Regions from separate parts of the Homo sapiens genome. Here region 2 is linked to region 1. Evidence: read pairs that join two places in POLR2A ChIA-PET (ENCODE). Cell type or tissue: CD4-positive, alpha-beta T cell. All regions are shown on one strand. Links, peaks and the distances in the headings refer to the core of each region. The heading gives the core; the rest is flanking DNA.

Region 1 (2,918 bases), core at 97-2,596:
GGCCACAAGTTATAGGGAGTTCCATTCTTATGGCTTCTGTTTTGTTTTTTGAAGCAGGAGAGAAAGTCTGAAGGTAAAGAACATTTGAAAGAGTCACTTCAGAGGAGAAACGAGTGGATCAAAAAAATATAGTAGAACTGCTAGGCAGGGTGGCCGATGACCCCTCGACTGGTGGCGATGTTCATCTGCTCTGCCATGGGACATTCTCTAACAAAGCTTAGCACGTGCTGGGCTGATGAGTGCTATGAAAAAGCCAGGGGCCCGAGGACACTGGGGTGGACAGGCTCCCCTGGGGAAGTCCTCTTAGAACTGAGGGATCAACACTGGAGGAGACTGCAAGGGGTACGGGATAAATGTTCCTGGTGAAGGAAACAGCAGGGGCAAAGGCCCTGCAGCAGAAAGGAGCGAGGCCCTTTGGAGTAACAGAAAGACCATGGTGACAGGAGCTCAGAAAGACCACTGGTGTTAAGACTATGAGCCAGTGGAGGCCAGATTGGGGAATGGGATGGGAGGGTGCTTGAAGACCATGGTGAGGCTCTCTTGGTCTTTACTTTTAAGAAGAATAGGACACTTCCAAAGGGTAGTGTCAAGTGCCAAGGAAGATCAGGAGGGCTTTTCCCCACACCAGCCCTAGGACTTTGGACTCTGGGAGCCTCAGTTTGCTCATCCAGGAAAGAGAAATTTAAAACCCTCTACTTCACAGGGAATGTTGTCGGAATTAAACCAGACCTTGCATGAAAATATAGTACTCAGTGAAGTGCCTGGCGAAGAGCAGGGGCTCAGCCAGGTCTCATACAACAAATCCTCTGTACTCCATCCCACAAGCCCTGTGACATCTTAGGACCACTCTGCATCTCTTTCCCTGCTGGAACCTAGCACTGTGCCCAGCACACAGTAGGCAGTCAATAAATGCTTGTCGATGAATCATCTCTAAGCTTTAGAGTTACCAAATGCCTGGTCCAGCAACCCAGGGAAAGCAGCCATTTGGGTTTCTGAACTCTATCCTGATGGCTACCACGGACTTCTCCCATGCCCTCACCTGATGTGGCTGTGCTCAGTGCACAGAGGGCCTACAGCCAACATTTCCTCAACAGGAAGCCCTCTGATAGGGCTCCCACAGGTAAGGGATATACCCTGAGATCCTCCGCCATTTCCCAAGAGGGCTAGGTCACAAAGGGTGGCTAGTCTTCAACAGTGCTGCAAGTCACTGGCAGCACACAGGTTCTAAAACAATAATATGTTGAAATGTACTCACCAAGAAAGCCACCGACCTACAAAGAAACCCTTATCGCTGATCTTGCAATGAGCACCAACCTCCCCTTTGCAAGAGCTGAGATCGAAAGATAAAGAAGCTATCAAAAAGCCATCTGCCCACTTAAAATAATATCACAAGTCATGTTAGGAACCACAGACCTGGGGCCAGATACCAAAACAATTGTCTGAACAGGCTGCTTCAATTTCTCCTTAAAACCGCCCATGTATGTTAAAAGAAAAACACCCTCTCCACCCACCTTGGCCCTGCAAGGTTTTGATTTCTCTGTTCTCTGCCTTTCACACTCTTTAAAATGACCAAACTCCTTTACCCAAACTGTCGCATCTTACAGACAGGGTTCCCATGACAGCCGGCGGGGATGACAGCTTGGGAAAGTGATAGAAATGAAGGTAGCTCTGGGGTACTGGACCTGCTCAGTATCTTCATCTGGGTGGTGGCTACACAAGTGCATACATATGTACAAATCCACTGGGCTATACACAGAATATCAGTACACTTTATGTAGGTATACCTCGATAAAGCAAAAAAAAAAAAAAAGGTAAAAGGAAAGCACGACATGCTGGGAACACCAAGAGTGAAATCCAGAATTTGCCCTGAATCATGCCACGCTTTCTAGAGGACCAGTTTAAAAAAAAAAAATAGAAAAAAATAAATGTCCCTAGCATTTCTTCCCTGGCCCTGTCACTCACTAGCTGAGAGGCTTTGAGCAAGCTGGCTCATCTCTCTGAGCTACCTGTCTCCCCTCTACTAAATGGGGATAATCATAGCACCTACACAACACAGCATGCACAGCAGGCCTCACGGAGAGAATGGATCTGATGTTCATAGCACAGAAATCAGTAAATGCTGGCCAGTTATCTTTTGCAGTTACCACCATGCTTCAGTTACCTTGCCCATGTTTGCTGCATTCAATCCAACCATGCAAAGTGACTGTCATTTCCCTTAGCAGAGAAGGAAACGGAGGCAAGGCCACACAGCTGATGGGCGGAGCCGAATTTAGGAGAGGAATCCAGGAAACTGTAGGTGTGGCTCCCTAAATACTGACACTAGCTAACACCTGTATGATACTACTTTGAGCCAGACTCGGTTCTGAGCACCTTTACTCTTATCCCGTAAAGTAGATGCTATAATTCTGTTTTACAGGTGAGGGTCCTGAGGCATGGTGTAGTTAAATGCGTTGGCCAAGGTCACAAGGCCAGTAAGTGGCAGCGCCAGGATTTGAACCCAGGCAATCTATGCCAGAATCCACACTCTTAATGCTGTAAGAAAAACCATGCTGCCTGCCCCCTTTAAATGAAGTCTCAGATTATGGTGGGGCTCACAGGTGGGTGAGTGGGTACCTGCCTGCCTGCTCAGTTACCCAGGCACATCTGCCCACCAGACCGGAGCTAGACCTTTCTGAACCACTCACAGCCTAAGGCCTTACCAGAACCAGCAGAACCCACAAATGTCTTACTGCAGCCAGGGGCTTCTGACCAAGCGTATACATACAAGGTCCAAAAAGCATTTTCCCATTTCCATTCCCAGTCCTCCCAGGAACAGGGAAATGTATACATTTTAGGGAGAATCTAGTGATCCTGGGCCAGACTTAGGTGACCGCAAAAAGAATCAGGACTAGCTGCTGCCCTTAAAGAACTCATAGCTT
Region 2 (2,918 bases), core at 238-2,737, 640 kb after region 1:
GGCGTGAGCCACCGCGCCCGGCCAATGTACTCGTTTTTTAAAGACAATGCTTAGTTATAGTTCTCCACAATTAAACCCAGCACAGTGGCCAGGAGTGGTGGCTCATGTAATCCCAGCACTTTGGGAAGCCAAAAGGATCACTTGAGACCAGGAGTTCGGGACCAGCCTGAGCAATATAGGGAGACACCCACCCCCCCCACCTGTCTCTATTTTCAAAAATAAAATAGGCCAGGTGCAGTGGTTCAATGCCTCTAATCCCAACATTTTGGGAAGCTGAGGAGGGAGGATTGCTTGAGTCCAGGAGTTTGAGACCAGCCTGGGCAACATGTTGAGGTCCCATTGCTACCAAAATTTTTTAAAAATTAGCCAGGTGTGGTGGTGCATGCCTGTAGTCCCAGCTACTTGGGAGACTGAGGTGGGAGGATCACTTGAGCCCAGGAAGTCAAGGCTCCAGTGAGCTGAGATCATGCCACTGCACTCCAGCGTGGGTGACAGAGCAAAGACCCTGTCTCAAAACAAACAAATAAATAAAATACAGTAAAATAAAATTATAATAAAATAATATAAAATATAAAGACATTAGTTGGGTGTGGTGGTTCGTGCCTGTAGTCTCAGCTACTCAAGAAGCTAAGGTGGAAGGATCGCTTGAGCCCAGGAGTTCAAAGCTGCACAATGAGCTATGAGCACACCAGTGCACTCCAGTCTGGGCGACAAAGTGAGACGCTGTCTCTAAAAAAATTTTTTTTAATTAAATTAAAATAAAAGAAATTTTTAAGGTCAGGTCTGGCTTTTTTTAAAAAAAAGTCATGAGTCATACTCTCAATATAGGCATAGAACACTGTTTACAGCTTTTGCCTCCATAAAATTATTTTTCTGTTATGGAAAATTTCAAGCGTATAAAAAAGTAGAGAGAACAATACAATAAATCTCCATGTAGTCATCACCTAGTTCAACATTTATCAATTCACAGCCAATGTTGTTTCTTTTATGTCCTCTACCCACATCCCCACTGGATTATTTTGAAGCAACACCCAGATATTACATCATTTTACCCATGAATCTCTCAAGATGTTGCTGTAAATGATAAGAACTTTTCCTTTTTTTGTTTTTTTTTTTTGAGACAGAGTCTTGCTCTGTTGCCAGGCTGGAGTGCAGTGGTGCAATCTCGGCTCACTGCAACCTCCGTCTCCCAGGTTCAAGCAATTCTCCTGCTTCAGCCTCCCGAGTAGCTGGGACTACAGGTGCACACCACCACGCCCAGCTAATTTTTGTATTTTTAGTAGAGTCGGGGTTACACCATGTTGGCCAGGATGGTCTCCATCTCTTGACCTTGTGATCCGCCCGCCTCAGCCTCCCAAAGTGCTGGGATTACGGGCGTGAGCCACCGCGCCCGGCCCAAATGATAAGAGCTTTTAACAAGTTAGCAGTAAATCATGATCATATCTCAAAAATAATAATTCTTTAATCAATTATCTAGTCAGTTACTTTGTCTCTCTCTTTATTTATCAGTTTTCAGAATGAGTTGGTTCACTAGCATCCTCCAAAGGTGGCCAGGGAGATTTTGTGGCATCATTCTGCCCTGAGGGCTAGGTGATGTATTTCAATCTATTGCAGTTATTGTTCTTTTTGATGCTCAAATTGCCCCATCTTTGGCCAATGGGAGCCTTTGAAACTTGCTTGATATGACCCCAGTAATCTATAACTTCCTTTTGATATGATGCAATTTTTAAATAATACATAATTTTATATAATAATGATTATACAATGATACTGTGTTTGCATGGTTCTCAATAATAGTACAGTATATTCAAAAGATAAATAATAATAATATGGGCCAGGCGCAGTGGCTCACGCCTGTAATCCCAGCACTTTGGGAGGCCAAGGCGTGTGGATCACGAGGTTAGGAGATCAAGACCATCCTGGCTAACACGGTGAAACCCCGTCTCTACTAAAAATACAAAAAAATTAGCCGGGTGTGGTGGCGGGAGCCTGTAGTGCCAGCTACTCGGGAAGCTGAGGCAGGAGAATGGCGTGAACCCGGGTGGCGGAGGTTGCAGTGAGCCGAGATCGTGCCACTGCACTCCAGCCTGGGCGACACAGTGAGACTCCGTCTCAAAATAATAATAATAATAATAATAATATGGTATATTTAGATAAATCTAGCTTCTATCCCTGTCTCCTCAACCTTCTTCCCTCTCCCTCCACCCATAAGAAACTATTTTATCTTTTTTTATTCACCCCTTTATAAATAGCTGTTTATATATTTTTGGTTTACTCATCCATTAAAAATATGCAGACAGCTATTTTTTTAAGTAAATTTACAAAGTAAAAACAAAACAAAAAAAAAAACCACACACACAAAGAGCAAATTCCTAGCCAAAAAAAAAAAAAATCCTGGATCAAAATGTATATAAATGTAAAACTTTGATAAATACTGTGAAACTTTTTCTAAAATGCTTGCTGAATTTTATACTGCCACCTGTTATATATTATCAGTTTTCCTCATACTCTTGACAGCACTGGATATTATAAAACGTGAGAGAGCTAAATCTTTTTTCCCTGAGCTATTGGAGTTTTGTGGTTTTATTTTTGTTTTAAAAAATCCAAGTTTGGCCAGACCTGGTGGCTCACACCTGTAATCCCAGTACTTTGAGAGGCCGAAGCAGGAGGATTGCTTGAGCTCAGGAGTTCAAGACCAGCCTGGGCAACATGGCAAAACTCCGTCTCTACAAAAAAATACAAAAAGTTAGCTGGGTGTGGTGGCTCACGCCTGTAGTCCCAGCTACTCAGGAGGCTGAGGTAGGAGAATCACTTGAGCCCAAGAGGCAGAGGCTGCAGTGAACCATGATCACACCACTGCCCTCTAGCCTGGGTGACAGAGCAAGACTCTGTCTCAAAAAAAAAAGAAAAGAAAAAAA

Evidence for each region. Peaks named below come from ENCODE experiments on the same cell type or tissue, not always from the same donor. Only the 100,000 strongest peaks of a DNase experiment are listed, where the experiment ranks them.
Region 2: POLR2A ChIA-PET joins it to region 1 with 5 read pairs; 2 of 35 experiments call an interaction of 5 or more read pairs at or near these places.

The regions. Positions count from the first base shown.
Region 1 is chrX:49,271,926-49,274,843 of GRCh38, reverse strand. The region is part of intron 1 of PPP1R3F (protein phosphatase 1 regulatory subunit 3F); the gene reads right to left. Among named protein-coding and RNA genes, the nearest start is that of PPP1R3F, 3.6 kb to the right of the region's middle. In CD4-positive, alpha-beta T cell, for the core only: no CTCF peak of the experiment used is centred there; DNase peaks (open chromatin) are centred at 1,323 and 2,133; H3K4me3 peaks cover 2,055 bases; H3K27ac peaks cover 1,294 bases.
Region 2 is chrX:48,627,600-48,630,517 of GRCh38, reverse strand. All of the region lies in intron 1 of LOC107985695 (a long non-coding RNA gene), which reads right to left. Among named protein-coding and RNA genes, the nearest start is that of WDR13, 32 kb to the right of the region's middle. In CD4-positive, alpha-beta T cell, for the core only: no CTCF peak of the experiment used is centred there; no DNase peak of the experiment used is centred there.